Regions from separate parts of the Homo sapiens genome. Here region 1 is linked to region 2. Evidence: chromatin loops called from intact Hi-C (ENCODE). Cell type or tissue: heart right ventricle. All regions are shown on one strand. Links, peaks and the distances in the headings refer to the core of each region. The heading gives the core; the rest is flanking DNA.

What was found. Peaks named below come from ENCODE experiments on the same cell type or tissue, not always from the same donor. Only the 100,000 strongest peaks of a DNase experiment are listed, where the experiment ranks them.
Region 1: it touches region 2 in a loop (8-fold over the local background); 27 of 110 quality-filtered maps call a loop at or near these places.

What each region holds. Positions count from the first base shown.
Region 1 is chr21:27,358,124-27,366,472 of GRCh38, forward strand. It overlaps LOC124905003 (a long non-coding RNA gene), which reads right to left and starts at 6,409. Exons shown (of 2, transcript XR_007067831.1): 1 at 2,791-6,409. In heart right ventricle, for the core only: a CTCF peak has its summit at 4,339 (motif pointing right); no DNase peak of the experiment used is centred there.
Region 2 is chr21:27,561,534-27,569,882 of GRCh38, forward strand. No RefSeq gene overlaps it. Among named protein-coding and RNA genes, the nearest start is that of LINC01673, 73 kb to the right of the region's middle. In heart right ventricle, for the core only: a CTCF peak has its summit at 3,353 (motif pointing left); a DNase peak (open chromatin) is centred at 3,344.

The DNA of each region.
Region 1 (8,349 bases), core at 124-8,123, 200 kb before region 2:
TTGAATGGGCTCTAGGCTACCTAGTAGAAAAATTATGTAATATAATCAACTTACTTGAACTCTGTTGAGTTTGAAATAGGTAGCTTCATATTGATACCTATGCTCAATGCTTAGCTTTACAGGTGCTGGCAAAAAGAAAGTGGGTATGAACTGGTTTGGGGTTTTGCCAGAGTTCTTGGAAGAGCAGAATTCAGAGAGATCAAATATTCTCCAAGTAATTAAAGATTGGGTCATGAAATCTAAGCTTGATGGGTTGAAAAATAAGGAGAAAAGAATAGTGGGTGTAGAAAAAGTAGAGAGAGCCAATGAGATATAAGTTTCAGGGAAGTGGAGAAAGAGTTCCAGTGGAAGAAGATTAACAGAGTAACTTGAAAAAAGGAAAATTGTAGTTAAAAATTGAATGTATTTGTCTGGAACTTCTGACGCTATCCTGGATGGATGATGAAATTTTGAATGATGAGAGAGGAAAAGACAAATGTGTAGAGGAAGAAGAGCAGACATGAGAGCCTTGAGTGAGACTCTTAGAACTTCCTACAAATGTCTTTGTAATTGGACTCATGTGTCATCTCCTCTATGAAACTGCAGGTCGCTTAATGTCCAGGTCTGTAACTTACTCTCCCTTCAATCAACAGACGAGCCCACTAGCATGCTGTCATGTGTAAAACAAGGACTCCATAACTAAATCTTGTATCAATAAATGAATGTGGTGATTTGTCTAAAAGTCAGATTATAAAATTACTCAATAACAACCACAGAGCAAGTAGTTCCAAAATGATATAATTCCCAGAATTTTATAGAACATCATTGATTATCTCATAGCCAGAAAAATTCCAAATCTTTTCATGGCTTGTTATCTTCTTGAATTGCCTACTAAATCCTACTGATAAGGTCCTTATAGAGAAGTAATTCTACAGTAGTGTGATTACCAGGTATTAAAGTCTTAAGAAAAAAAAGATTTCCTGTAGCAATAGCTTCATATACAAAATTTTAGAAATAAAGCAGTAGAAAGCATTAGCACAGGCCTAGGACAACTCTAAGCAGGAAATAAAACCTTATATTTTATTTTCATTTTTATTTTCATAGAGAGTAGCAGAAGGGCACCCCTTCTTGAGAATCAGCTTCAAAGGGTGAACAATACTGTCTTTACTTAACAGACAGGCTTTTTAAAAAACAACCTTGAGAGTATCATGCAAACTGACTTTTTAATGGTTTTGGGCAACATGTTTACATTTTAAACTTGTGGGTTTGCATTTTTCTTTATTTTCAAAGTTCAATCTGTCAGCTGGTTGGAATTTGTAATTTATGGCTCTGCAGCAATCCAAAGTTCCTTATCCTTAAGTGATCCCATTCCCAAGGAAGTTTATGTTAGAGAGATTTCTAAAAAATCTTAAAAGTAAAGACAATATTTTGGAATCATTATGTGATGTTTCTAAATATGTTCTTCTATGTTGATATCCCTGTAATTTTTGAAAGATCTTTGATACTACACAATGAGGAAAAAAAGAAATCTTAATCAATGAAATGTCAAGTCCTTAAAATATCTCCCGTAATACTTCCCTTCTGAGTATTTTATTTCAGCTTCAGATGTGTATTTTTCCTCTTAAGTTAATTTCTCTAATCCTTATTGATTCCCTACTATATGCTTGTTACTTCACATAACATTAATAATTAAAAAGAGAAATAATATCAATAACAGTCTCTAACTTGAAGTGTTTATGGTCAGTTGCAGTGAAAATCAACATCAAAACAGGTAATATGAAGTTTAGGACACATTGTTGGGACTACCAGCCAAAAGTCTGGTGAGGTTGAAGATACAATAACATATAGAAGAATACACTGATCATCATTCAGCTGTGTTTTATTTGAGTAAGCTAAACTGCTTTACTTTTGTCCAATGCAGAATTTTTTAACGTTGTATTTATTTGCTTAAAACAAAAGAGTTACTCTATACAAGTTTTGTAGTCCATGATTTCTTTCTGAAACCTTTCAGGATTAAATCAAAATATGGCTTCAGAGTTACAACAGTAACTTAAAAGCACAGAAGCCAAATATTTACCAGAACTGTAAAACTGTAAAACTAAAGTGTAAAACACTTCAGTTTAAAACTATTCACATTATTTCTAGCTTGAAAGTGCTAGAAATACATCAAAATTGGCCTTTATTAATTGAGAAGTTAATTTGACATGTTAGTGACATTTCTCCAGGTTAATGTATTTATTGCAAGAAAATGTGGGTGCTTTATAGGAAAATATTTGCTTAATTTAGGTGAACTATTTTTTTCTTATTTTATTTCTAAAATTTTGTAGAAAGAGAAAATCTCATATTCTGTTTCTCGTTGGTTTCTCATTGGTATAAGTGTGCCCCATGGAGCATTGACTCATTCACATTTCACATAGAGGATGTGTAATTTGGCCCCTCTGGGTAGAGAGAAGCAGATACCCGTGGGTCCAGCATGACCATGTGAAGGTAAGTCTTTCCTTGTCAGCCAATGCATCGCATGAGGGTGCCAAACTTCTGTTGGTGGTAGAGCAGGGGGAGTAGTCTGGACCTGGGAAGTCCCTGAGTTATCGTTACGTCTGTCCCTTAGAAAATAGGCAAGGGCCAGGATCAAAGACAGGATGAATACATAAGCTGGTAGGTATGGGAGGATTTTATATGATGCGTAACTAGGTCTACAACACTATCATTTTTTATTGTTTTTAAAAAACCTTGATATCCTTCTTCACACAGAGTTAGTGGTTTTGTTCTTCAGCTACTTGCACTGAGGCTATAAACTTGTTCAGACTTTACCTTCTGTCTCACAGTATCAGCTATATTGATGATGGTGGCAATTGCTGTAAAATACAACCCCCTAGATGTTAGTGGAGAGTAAAATTTATTCTTGCTCCATCAAGTTCAGTGCAGATATAGTCAGCCTTCAGTGGTGCTCTTCCCCATGGTGAGCCAAAGTTCCAAGCTCCTCTTATGTAGTTATCTTCTACTGTTGCTAAGTATTTCAGAGTCATCTGGAGTCCTGAAGTCTTCTACAAATCCCTTCCATTTGGACATCAAACAAGAGAAGAAGGACCTTTAATGAAATAACTTACATTTTTTCTACCAATATCCCATCAGCCGAAACTACTCTCTCTCCCCACTCCTCCAACACTCTGGAATATAAAACAGATTTATGAGTAACCACCACTCTGTTAGGTGCACTTTGAATTTAGTTCTTTCAAAGAGAAACGGGAATGGGACTGTAGCCACCTCAAGAAATGATACTGGCAAAAGACACATTTGGTATTCCTATTTTATTGCCACAATATGCTGAATTTTGTCTATATTAAGGAAAAGGTATGCTGTATATCTATCAAGGTATATTGTGCTTGGAGATATGTAATACTCTTTGGAAGATTTTACCTTCTTCACTATTAAGGGAATTGGATTTTCCAGTCATTGTAAACTGATATTTTGTAACGTTTAATTCCATGCCATAAAAATAATATCAGGGAAAACAATAGCTGTAAGAAATTTATCAAATGCCTCATCTTAGCTCATTCTTCAAAAGGCGTATTAGTCTAGCTGGACTTCCATGAAGGTAATAAAAGTGGTAAATATCCAGCTAACATTTTGTAAGCTGAAAAAATTTTTCTCCGAAAGTAAAATACAGGTCACTGTGTGGTAAAAGAAAATACTCATACTAGCAGAGTACTTAATATAGTAGTTTTATGTGGAAAACATGATGTCTTTACTAGGTGTAGTTAGTGCTTAGCACATAATGTTATGAATACATGTCTGCTAAACAGTGCGATTCTGGCTATCTATAAATATCTGCTTTTGCTTGTATGACCTGAATATTAATGGCAAACTTTCCTATAGAATGAAAATGATTAATGAGACTCCTGACTAAGCTGGGGACCTAATTATTTAAGGCCAATTTTGTAATGTTCACTTAGCTCTCATGTCAATTACTATATTTCCAAAAGGAGACCTACCAATTGCTAATTATATCAATATTCATATAATCCGATGACAAATACTCACATTTTGTGGACGATTGCATCTTCCAAAATGGCCCGTCTTTCATGCTCTTGTTAATGTGATCTTGATTTTCCTCCCATTGCCCATGGTAATGTGCTGCCACCCCTAACCCCAAGTGTTTCAGCAGAGTAGATTTTTGTGACTATTTCAACCAATAGAATAAGCTAAAATGACGCCATGACAATTCCAAGGTCTGGTTGTAAAAATGCTAGGCATATTCACTTTGTTCTCTGAGGATGTTTGCTGTCAGCCACCATGCTAGAAAGAAGTCCAAATCTTCCTCTCCAAAAACACCCCCTCTAGATGTCAGTGGAGAGTAAAATTTATCCTTACTCCATCAAGTTCAATGCAGACATTCAGCCTTCAGAGGTGCTGTTCCCAATCATGAGCCAGGGGTCCAGGTTCCTCTAAATAAACTTCTAGGTAAAAATATTTCTAAATAAACTAACATGTTTTGCCCATTTTTAAATTGGGGTTTTAGAAAAGCTATTACTGAGTTTACAACTATTATTAAGATATGAATTAGACAAGAAGAGGCCACTTTAGGAGTTCTAATGCACAGCTCGGTTTAGGTTTCAGCCAACAACCTGCGTCAACAACCACACATGTGAGGAAAGATGTCTTCTGAAGATTCCAGCCTCCAGCCAGCAAGCCTTTCCAAGTATAACCCTAGGTATTGTGGAGAAGAGGCAAGCCATGCTGAACCTCAGAATCCGTGACAGTAATTTACTAGAATCCAATATTAGTAAAATAGTATTTTTTGTAAATACTAGATTTGAGATAATTTGTTATGTAGCCATGGTAACTGAAACATTCTTTATTCAAACATAACTAGATCCCAACTTTCCATTAAACTTTTTCATTAGTGTTTTTCCTAACTTTAACAGTATTTACATACATACTTTATCTTCAATTGTTCCAGTTGACTTGACTTCCACCAACTATATAGCACAGAAAAATTCTCCTTTAAAAATTATAAACATACATTCAGTCTTCAGGTTGACCCTGGTTTTCTTTCTGAATATTTTTGACTTAACTGCTGTTACATGTTTGATTATACAATACACTAGATTATGTAAGAGTAAAATTATTATTGATAATTTCTAAACTAATAGATTTAGTTCAGGGTCATAGCACTAATAGTCCCAGTGCATAGCATAGGACTTACACATGGTAAATGGTCAATAAATATTGCATGAATAAATGCATGCACAGACACTTTTAATCTGTTTTGAAAATTTAGTTAGAATACTGTAAAAAAAAACTATGTAATATTCACTGTTAATTCTAAATGCAGATTTGAGATTTAGCTTATATGTGCTTTTATAGTCTTATTCATTTGACCATCTAAATATTTGACTATGAAATTGAATAAATTTGTATTACTGTCTCATCCTATATTATAAAAACTGTAACTTATTATTTTTGTGGCTTATTATTCACTTATTAAAACTATTCTGGTCATTTCAATAATGGTGATGATGATAACAATAGCAGCTAGTGTTTCTTGGACACTTACTTGTACCAGAAATTGTCCTAAGTTCTTCTTGTGCTACTAAATTAATTTACATGTATTGGGATATAATTTACTCATAGACAAATTAATTCCTTTTGGTTGTACAGTTCTATGCATTCTGATAAATGCATGTAGTCAAGAAATCATCATTACATTTAAGACATAGAGCATTTCCATCATCTAAAAAAATTCCCTTATGCAAGTTTGTGGTCAATTCTTTCTCCCATATTCAGCCCTTAACAAACAATGGTCTCTTTTCTGTCCATATAGTTTTGCCTTTTCCAAAATGTCATACGAGTGAAATCATACTATATGCACTACCATTTGCTTCTGGTTTATTTCAATTAGTCTAATACATTTGTGAATCATTAATGTTGTTGCATTGCTGTTTTTTATTCCATTGTTTAGATGTACCATAATTTGTATAAATATTTTCCTTATTGATGGACATTTGGCTTTAATTTGGGTAATTAGGAGCAAGACTGATATAAGCATGGGTGTATAGATATTTATACAAACATATGCTTTCAATTCTCTTTTATATCCACCTAGGAGTGGTATTGCTGTGTTGTATGCTGAATAGATGTTTAACTTTATGAGAAAGCATCAAAGTATTTTCAAAAGTAGCTGCATCATTTTCAAAAATAGCTGTGTCATTTTGCATTACCACTAGCATTGCATGAGATTTCCAATTGATCTGCATGCTCACCACAACTTGATACTACCAGTTTTGCTTTAAAGCCATTCTAACAGATGTACGCTACCACATCGTGGTCTTAATTTGCATTTCCCTAAATAAAATGATGTATAGAATCATTTCATATGTTAATGTGCATCCACATATTTCCTTGAATAAAGTTTTATATTTTGCCCATTTTTAATTTTTTATCATTATTCAGTTGTGAAAATTTTAAATATATTTTTAGTAACAGACTTTCATTTTATATATATATATGTTTTGAAATGTTTTCTACCAGACTGTGACTTTTTCTTTGATTTTTTTAACAGTGTCATTCAAAGAGCAAATCGTTCTTTTTTTTTTAATTTTGTTGAATGCCAATATATTTCATTTTCCTTTTATGATTCATGTTGCTGGATGTTGAGTCTAAACTTAACCCAAGGTTGTCTCTTGGGTTTTTTTTTTTTGGACATCTCCTTGGAGATGTTTTATAATTTCTGCATGTGGTGCAAGGTGTGATTCACATTTATTTTTGCATATAGACGTACAATTTTTGCCACATCATCTGAAAAACCACGTTGAATTATTTCATCTACATAATTCTAGATTTTATAATCCTAAAACATGAGATTAATTAAATAACCCAGAGGTACACATTGTACACCTTGAATATATACAATTTTTTTTTTTTTTTTTTTTTTGACACAGGGTCTCCCTCTGTCACCAGGCTGGAGTGCAGTGGCAAGATCTCAGCTTACTGCAACCTCCGCCTCCCAGGTTCAAGCAATCCTCCTGCCTCAGCCTCCCAAGTAGCTGGGACTACAGGCATGCACCACCATGCCCAGCTAATTTTTGTAGTTTTAGTCAAGACAGGTTTTACCATGTTGGCCAGGATGTTCTCAATCTCCTGACCTCATGACCTGCCCGCCTCTGCCTCTCAAAGTTCTTGGATTACAGGCGTGAGCCACCACGCCCAGCCAAATATATACAATTTTTTATTTGTCAATTCTACCTTGATATAGCTGAAAAAGAGAAAAGGCAATTTATTTGCTCCATCAGCTGACAGTTGTTGGCATGTTGTGGAATACAGTATATAAGACCAATATACTTTGTGGTTGTATTCTCCTTCTTTTATGTTAATCATTTGTGTAAAATGATTCCCTTTATCTGAAGAGATTATAAGCAGAATCCTGTGTGATGGCTCAAATATTTAGTAAACTTTGTGGTAGTGTAACTGGCTTAGGTCTTGAGGTTAGGAACAGGAAGCCAATACCTAAAATATAATCAAGGTGAATCATGTCCCTTTTAGAGCAGAAGTCCAAGGGTAGCAACTTGCTACCAAATGCCTGGTTGGTTATCTTAAGGTGCCATATTAGAGACTGACAGTTGATCTCAGTTGCTAAGTTATTGGGAATTTTACTAGAGAAGTAGCCAGATCAACCTTATTGAGTGGGATTCTGTGCTGTCAGGCCCTGCATGGCTCCATCTCCACTACCGTGGCTACCCTGTGCTTGAGTCTCTGCTGCAGCAAAAGGGTGTCTGAGCATAGATGCGATGCTGGCTGATATCAACAAGCTGCTGTTAAATCTGCACTGTTAGTGCCTCTTCTTTGTGAATGTTCTGTGGTGGGTATTAAAATGTCATACATAGATCTTTATACTTTGTTCCCATTACTGTAAGTTCATCTGCGTGTCCCAGTTCTTCCAATCTTTTTCCTTCAAGCTCTATCAAACCAATCAAACCATTAGCTTCTGTAAATGTGTCTGTACATACTCCTACCATGGACTTTCTATTTCCATGTAAAGTGGATGACAACTTATACCACCCTAAGATCTGCCTATTGGGATAAATGTATAATCACCAGTCGTTTTGCAACATCTATGAGTGGGACTATTGTATAACAATAACTGATTTTCAGTTTGAACCCGCTTACAAAGGTGAGGCCCTTGGGAAACAAACTCAACCTTTTTCCTCCTCTGTCAGATGGCTGTAAAAAATTTCCCCCATACCAAAAGAGAGATGCTGGGTGCAACAAGGAAGAATGAAATGGTCTGGGCGACCCGCTGTGTAGATTAATCTCACCCTCCAAGATTCTTTGTGCCTGATCCCATATATATTGCTTTCTTCTTAAAATGCA
Region 2 (8,349 bases), core at 141-8,140:
GTTTATACAAATGTTTATACACTAGTGAAGAAGGACTTTTTAATGCCCTAAAGTTCTAAGAAACCTCAAGAAGAGGCTAATAACTCATGCATTTCTTCATTTTGGACCAAGACACTGGTACCAGCCATATAGACAGCAGTAGGAATCATTCAGGGGATACAAAGGTATGTAAGGTATAGATATTTCACTCAAAGAACTTTCTCTGCAATGGAGAAAACAAACACATAAGCAGTATATTACAGAGCAGTAGAAGGACTGTTAGGTTAAAACATACAGAAACATCTGGAAGAAATGACTACACTGGCCAGATGTGGTCTAAGAATGTTGTTTAGAGTAGGCTATACCTGACCTGAATATTAAAAGACAATATAAATTATTCAGCAAAAATAAATAAGGATAAGGTTAATAAGAAAATGATAAAGTAAGTTTAGTAGCTTTTGCAAAAGCAGGAAGGCAAAAGGATAGCATAGAACAATACTGTTAAGAAGATGTGCTTATTCTTTAGTTAGAATGAATTGCTTCTTTTATTTTCTCACACACTAAATTAGTTTAGTTTGACTGAATTAGTTTAACTAAAGTGTGTGTGGGGGGGATTTAATAACTACACATTTGCAATAATTTTGCAATAACTATTTGCTGCAGTGCAAAACATCACTAATAAGATCTATATTGATTTGGGGTCCAGAGCATTTAGTTACAGGAATATCATAAAGGCTACCAATATGTTAGTTTCCTACTGTACACATTGCAGCAAGTTTAGTGGCTTAATACAAATTTTTCTTATAAGTGTGAAAGTTAGAAGTCTGAAATGGACCTCATTGTTTTAAAAATTGAGGAATCAATAGGACGGTGTTTCTTTCTGGATCTTCTAGGACAGAAATGATTTCCTTGACTTTTCCAGCTTCTTGAGGCTGCCCACATTCCTTGGCTCATAGAGGTCTTCCATCGCCAAAGCCAACAACGGCCTTTCAAGTCTTCCACTTGTTGCATCACTCTGATACTGAATCTTCTGTCTCCCTCCAAATTTAAGAAACTTTCTGATTATATTGGGACTATGTGGGTAATCCCGGATAATTTCTCCATATTAAGGTTGCTAGCATAGTCACAGATTCCAGAGACTGAGAGGTGAACATCTTCGGGAAGCCGTTATTCTGCCCATCAAAGTATGTGCTCTGGTCCTGAAGATTCAAATTCAATCTACATGCAAAATACATCCACCTGTCTCATCATCCCCAAGAGTCTCAGTACCTTACAGAATCAACTCGAAGTTCCAAACATCTTTTACTTCTTATCAACTCTACTATATGGAGAAGATTTTTGGAAGTAAAGGATGTGTGAAATTATTTGTATATTTTAATTATTTAATTGCATGTATTTGATAACAATTTAAATGACAACAATTTTGGTCAATGTAAAAGAAATGTTTAGTTTAAGTCTCAAAACTGATGTTACGAACATTGTTATGTTCATAAATGAGGGTAACAGACTAAAAATAGCGAGTACACTCTATTAGTATCTCCTGTGGACATTAGTATCTCATGTGGATCAATTGGGAAATCATTATTCCTACAATAAATTTTCAGAAATAAATCTGAAAATAAATCATGAGTTGTATCACATCATCAGTGTGCACATTTATGGAAATGTAATAGAATGGCCATAGAATATAGGTTATGCTTATAGAATTCTACTCCAGGAACTGGAAAATTTACAGCTGCCTAAACTTATCACTGAACTCAAGAAATAACCCCTTCAGATATTTTCCATGAAGCTTTACTCAGAGTTTACCACAGGGCTTAAAAGACTACTGAAACTACACTTGGAGGCCTTAATATTTTTGAAAGAAGGAACATTTTATAACCAGAAAATTAAAAATAATATTATTAAATTTGTGATCAATCTATAGACATTTACTTATGGCAGAAGGGTTGCTTGGGAAAATGATTTATCTTCCATCATCGCATATTAATAAGAAACCAGAAAATAGCTTCCTTCTGCCAATCTTGACTGCTAATGATAATTACAATAATTTGTCTGGTCCCAGTTGTGGGAGGAACGCCATGATTTCTTGTAACTCTCTGTGCAATGTCATCAGCTCTCTTAAAAACCCTGAAACTTGTGTGCTATTTCACTTTTCACATTCTTTTCCTTACCCAAAATTACTATAGCAGAGCTAGGTTTCGACCTCCAGTTTTTCTAATTCAAAATCCTATACATTTTTTTTCACTTGTCTCAACTTGAAAAAAACAGCAATGGTAGATGTTTTCCAGGGAAACTGGCATTTGTAGATATTGCAGCCAATTTGTGTGTGTGTGTGTGATGTTACATGTCCATTCACAAGTGGACACAGTTCATGTTTTCACTCAGATGCCCATCTTTAACTCTTTATCCAACTTCAATTGCCTTGCCTGTCTCTTTACATTTTAATTGATCAGTAAATACAACCAATTCTGATTTTGAAAATTGCCTCAGCCTTTTCAGGTCTTCATTTCCTCTGTTATAGAGGAATATCATAGAGGTAAAGTGCTAGTTTCCTAACAACATATTAAAGCTACATACAGTCAACATGACTTGTTGATATTGACCTTGGTCACCTAGTTAAGGTGGTGTTAGGTTTTTCCACTGTAAATTTACTATTTTTCAACTCTTTCCATATTGCACCCTTTGGAAGAAAGTCACTATTAACAGCTCATACTGAAGAAGTGAGTTGTTTTGATTATTTGGTATTCTTCTACAAGGCAGATTTGTTTCTTCTCTACTACCTATTCAATTGTGTATTGATATCTGTATGGACTCAGACATTGATTTTATAATTTGGACCATAATCCAATGCTACTTTGTTTGCTTTGTTGCCCAAATTGTTCTAGCTATGGACACTTGGAGCTTTTTCAGTTTGTTCCTCGGACCCTTTGACATGCCCCCATCATTGTGGGTTTTCTTTTCTTCCTTTTTTTTTTAGGACTTTCTGGCATTATAAGATATAGCCCTAGATTCAACTTGCATATTTCATCTATTTTTAAGTTATTAAATAGCATTTACTTTGTGATCCCATTTGGGGAAATACATGGAATTCAGATGCATGTATTATAATATGGAATAATATCAAACATTAATAGTGGTTATGCTATCTCCGGGTAATCGTACTATTAGTGATTTAGTTTTTCTCTTTATGAATCTTTATTTTTATTATGACATATTACTTGTGTTAGAAATCAATAATATTGGATGATCAGAAAGGAAATAAAAATATTCTGAAGGCAATAATAACTTATTTATAAATCAGTGAAGCCTGTGTCTCTAGACTGACAGGACATGAGGCAATTTTAGAGTGGCAGGTGCCCTCTACTGGTCAGCTGCTCAAACCCTCTATAGACTAAGAGCTGCATCCTTAAAAACAAAAGCCCACCATTTTCTTAGCACTGATATCTCAGGAGGTAAAAAAGTACTTGGGCTTTTGCTAGAGATTACATAGCTACATATCTGAGGGGTCACTACGTGAACTTAAAAATTGACTCCTATAAATGTGAAGTCTGTACTGTGGATTGTGAATTAGAAATGGATATGTGTGAGAACAGGCCTAGAAAAATATCACACATGCTGACTTGCCAATGTTGGACCTCTTGAGTCTAATCTACAAAAAAATCTCCTTGGATGAGAATATTTTGTTCATGACCTCTCTGCTGAGAATGTGACCATGTCTGCTACAGAGCTTAAATAAATAATGCTGAGACTATTCATTACAAAGCTCCCAAGGAGAAAAAAAAAGCAATTTATTTTATGTACTACCTTAATTAAGTTTAAACTGCCTAGTGTGAATTTTTGATGAAGAACAAAGATATAATAAGTGATTTTGCCTAGGGAAGCTCATGTGCTGAGTCAATACTTATTGAGCACAGTTCTCTTTTATATTAGATGCTGCTCTAAGAAGCTGCGTGCAATACAGCATCAGATGTTGCAGAGCTCTGCATATGGGGGGCTTGCACTTGTGAGCAGAAACAAACAATAGGCAATAAACTTGATAAATGAGTAAATGACTTGATTGGTAGCAGGCATAAAGAAAACCACAGTGTATTAAGGGCCACTGGGAGGAGTAGGGGTGGAGATGCAGCCAGCTTGCTGTACTAAGAGAAGAGACAGAGTAGGCCTCTTTAAGAAGGTGATGTTTGAGCAAACTAGCAATACATAAACAAATAAACCTTAAAATTCTTTTTTTTAAATTCTGAGAGTCATCTTTTATATAACAAACTGTAGTTATTTCTAATTCCTCCTAGGATAAAATGAAAAAAATTTAAGGAGGCCTCCAGGGCTTTGTAGATTCCAGCCTCAGCTTGGTTCTCCAGCCCATTTTTAACTAGCCCCTCTTTTTGTTTACTCTGTTTCAAGCATATTGATTTTTGTTTGTTTGTTTTACTTATTTTCTTTAATGACCAAAGCCATTCCCAACTCTGAATCTAAACACCTTTTTCCTCTGCCGGGATTCTGCCCTTGCCACCATTCCTACCCTTTAACTCTCAATTGAAATACCATTACCTCAATAAAACCTTTTCCGGGTCACACCAACCATCTCAAACTAACAACTCCCTGAATTTCACCTTCCAATGTTACCATGGTTATATTTAAATTCCTACGTAGTGAATTTTGTCTTCTCCCAGCCTCTAGCCACACTCTACTCCTGGACCGGAAGCATTTTGAGATCAGGGGCTTCATCTTGACTGTCTTCCCAGCACTTCGTATGGTAGCTCATAGTAGTCGCTTAATGGATATTTGTTGAACAAATGAGTCAAACTTTTTGTTTAGTTCCCTGCTGCCCCATATGGATAACCTTGATTATCTGAACATTTAGGGGAAATCTCATGGAGGCACCCTTTTATAGTACAGAATTTCCCTCATGCCTTCTTTGCTACGAGGTAAATTTAAATCATGGGTGCAAGGAGTCAGACATGACAGAGGCAGAGATTCTTGATTCAACAAGTATGTATGTCTATTTTCTCTTAGAAGCTCAAACTTTTGTATGTTCCACACTTTATATCACGCACAATGATGGAATTATGGGAAAGTGAAACATCGTAGTTTTGATTATAGTGGTGATTAATTTGGCACCGGTCTCAAAGCCGAAAAGAGAAAGGGGGAGAAGAATGGGGAGAGTCCCTGAACAGCTGATCTATGCTGCCAAAAGACGCAGCTTCTCAAATTACTTGGAGGAGCCAGAGATCCCTTAAATAAAAGGAGAGGTGTCTAGGTTTGTGCATTTAAAGAGACATATTCCTTTAAAGCAAATTTTTCAGCGCTGACTACACATTAGAATCACTAGGAAAGATTTTATGAATACAGGATATACAAGTCATACCCTAGGTCAATTATATCAGAATCCCTAGGGCCAAGACCTAGGTATTGATGGTTTTTAAAAATTTCTCAGGTGTTTCTAATATACAACCAAGGTTGAGGATTACTGATTTAGATAAAAGCAATTTACTCTGTTAATATGCAAATATCTCTAGATGAGGATATATATATATATATGTAAACAGTTTAAATATAATACACGTAATACTTATAAATAAATTAAATAGAAATTAAATAAAATGAAATATCAGATTCTTTCTAGTTTACCTGGTCAGTAAGAAAATGTTTTTGATGAGGCTAGACAGGGCGCTAGTGGGGGAGAGAAAGTTCTGGAGCACTCTTTCTCAATTGGGTAGTGAATGGCTGGGAAGGATTAGGAAAAGTTCTAGGATATTAGTAATCTAAAAGAAAACAGGGCAGAGTATGGAGGGGATGTGGACAGAAAAACCTGAAGTTAGAGATGACCATGTATATTTCAACATTCCACAAGTATATCTAGGTACGTACTGAATCCCAAAGAGAATGGGGCTCTCAAAGTCCACGGGCTGGAGAAAAAAATTTTTGTCCCCAAAGGGTCTGAGAGAGAGCAGGGAGTAAAATTGTATAAAAATCTGTTTGGGAGAAGAAGTCATTGGGGCCATGATCATAAAGCTAGAAACAAAGACCTTCAATTTATGTAATAATTAACAGCAGTGACACTGTGCCTGTAAAGTAAATAGAATTGGATGCAACACACACACAAGATGGTGAAGCTTGTTTTGAGAAATCTATGCCTCACTGAATTTTATATTCTTGAAAGACATTTTCATCAGTTTAGATACTTGACTTCATCAACTGATTGACTTTCACTTAAATGTTACTCTTAATGCAGACTCTAACCAAAAATTATGACCATGTGGACTTAATTAAGTCTAAAGTGTTTAAAAATTATTTCAGACTCGAATCATCTACTATATTGTTCATACCAGTAATTATGATTAGGCAGGAAATTTAAGAAGACTATTGGAATATGAGAAGCAAGGAAGGTAACGTCTCCCTTATATAAAATAAATAAACTTGGATTTGAGATTCCCTAACTGTGGACATAGCTAGTCATTTTGATAGAACAAGTTCCAGTTCTGCCACACTGGCATTCTTGGTAAGTACCACATATATAGCTTTTAATTTTGAACAAATACTCTGGTAGATAACAGTTGCTTCTCATGCCAGTTCAATTGAATTAGACCCAACTTGGCTTCATAGGTGCAACTGAGGATTAAGGATGGCAAGATCTCTCTGACATCCTCTGTTATTTAATGTTGCCTAAGAAAGGAACATGGGGCCAGGTGTGGTGGCTCACACCTGTAATCCTAGCACTTTGGGAGGCTGAGGCAGGCAGATTGCCTGAGCTCCAGAGTTCGAGACCAGCCTGGCCAACATGACGAAACCTCGTCTCTACTAAAAATACAAAAAATTAGCTGGGCATGGTGGCAGGCGCCTGTAATCCCAGCTACTCAGGAGGCTGAGTCAGGAGCATAGCTTGAACCCGGGAGGCGGAGGTTGCAGTGAGATGGTGCGGCTGACCTCCAGCCTGGGCAGCAGAGAAAGACTCTGTCAAAAAAGAAAAAAAAGAAAGGTACATGGCAAGCCTACATACCAGGTGTATTTTCCAATAGTATTTCTAACTTGAGGCAGCTGAGCTCACATTGCACATAACAAAATTATGAAAATGACAAAATGGAAGCTGAACTCAGAGACATCAGGAAACAGATACTTAAATATTATCAGACCTTACTCTCCATCCCATATCTGCCTCTCACTTGCTATCAACTTGACCATTTTCACCTGTGGCTTCAGAGGATAATGATAATATTTACTTAATTTAATGTCTCCTATTACAATTGGGTCAGATGTTTTATGCACTTAAAAACTTACTGGCATCCATTTCATGCAATAAATTTAACACCAGATTGCCACTCAAAAGAAAGTATCAATTAAGCTGGAATATGTCAGCATTGGCAATACACAGATCAAACAAAAACACAAAATAATTTGGCTTACACTCTCTGCCTGTTAAAGTAACCAATGAAACTATTTTCCTGGGGAAGCTTTTCAAAGTATTTAGCCTGTCACAAACTGGCCCTTTGAAACTGTATTCCCAAAGACAAGTTGTAGAACCCAGACGGTCATTGAGAATTGTTGAGCCTGGAGGGTGAGAATTTGTGTCCACCACAGTCGAGAATCAGAAAGGAGGATAAGATGAGGAGAGAGAAGAAAACAATAGGTAAAGTCTGTGTAGTATGGAGGTGTGTTTCCAGAGGATATTGAAGAGCAAAGGAAACACAGGGATGGATGCTGGAGGCCACTACTATGGACTGAATGTGTCTCCCCAAAATTCATATGTCGAAATCCTAATGTACAATGTAATAGTAATTTGAGATGGGCCTTTGGGAGGAATTTGATCATGAGAGGAGATTCCTTATGATGAGATAAGTGCCCTTATTTTTTTAAAAAGGACAGAAAACAGCTTGCTTCTTCTTCTCTGCCTCTCTCTCTCTGTTTCTCTCTCTCTCTCTGTTTCTCTCTCTCTGTTTCTCTCTCTCTCTCTGTTTCTCTCTCTCTCTCTGTTTCTCTCTCTCTCTCACTCTCTCTCATTCTCTCTCTGTCCCACATGAGAAGACAGTGGGAAGATAGCCACCTATGGAGTGGAGGAGTACCCTCACCAAAACTGATCTCAGATGAGACTGGAACCCTGATCTCAAACTGCCATCATCCAGAGCTATGAGAAATGTTTGCTGTCGAAGTCACCTCGTCTAGGGTAATGTGTTATAACAACCCAAGCTGATGAAGAAAGCCACTGTCTGATTAGATGGGTCTCTCCTAAGGAATTGGTTTCTTGTTAGGTAATGTACCCTGGTATCAAGATTTGGAAAACAGTGTAAATATTAATTCAAAGTAATTATTTGAGCTGTGCTGGTAACTAGACCTACTAGAGTAATTCTGGCTCAAATAGTTCTTGTGATATGC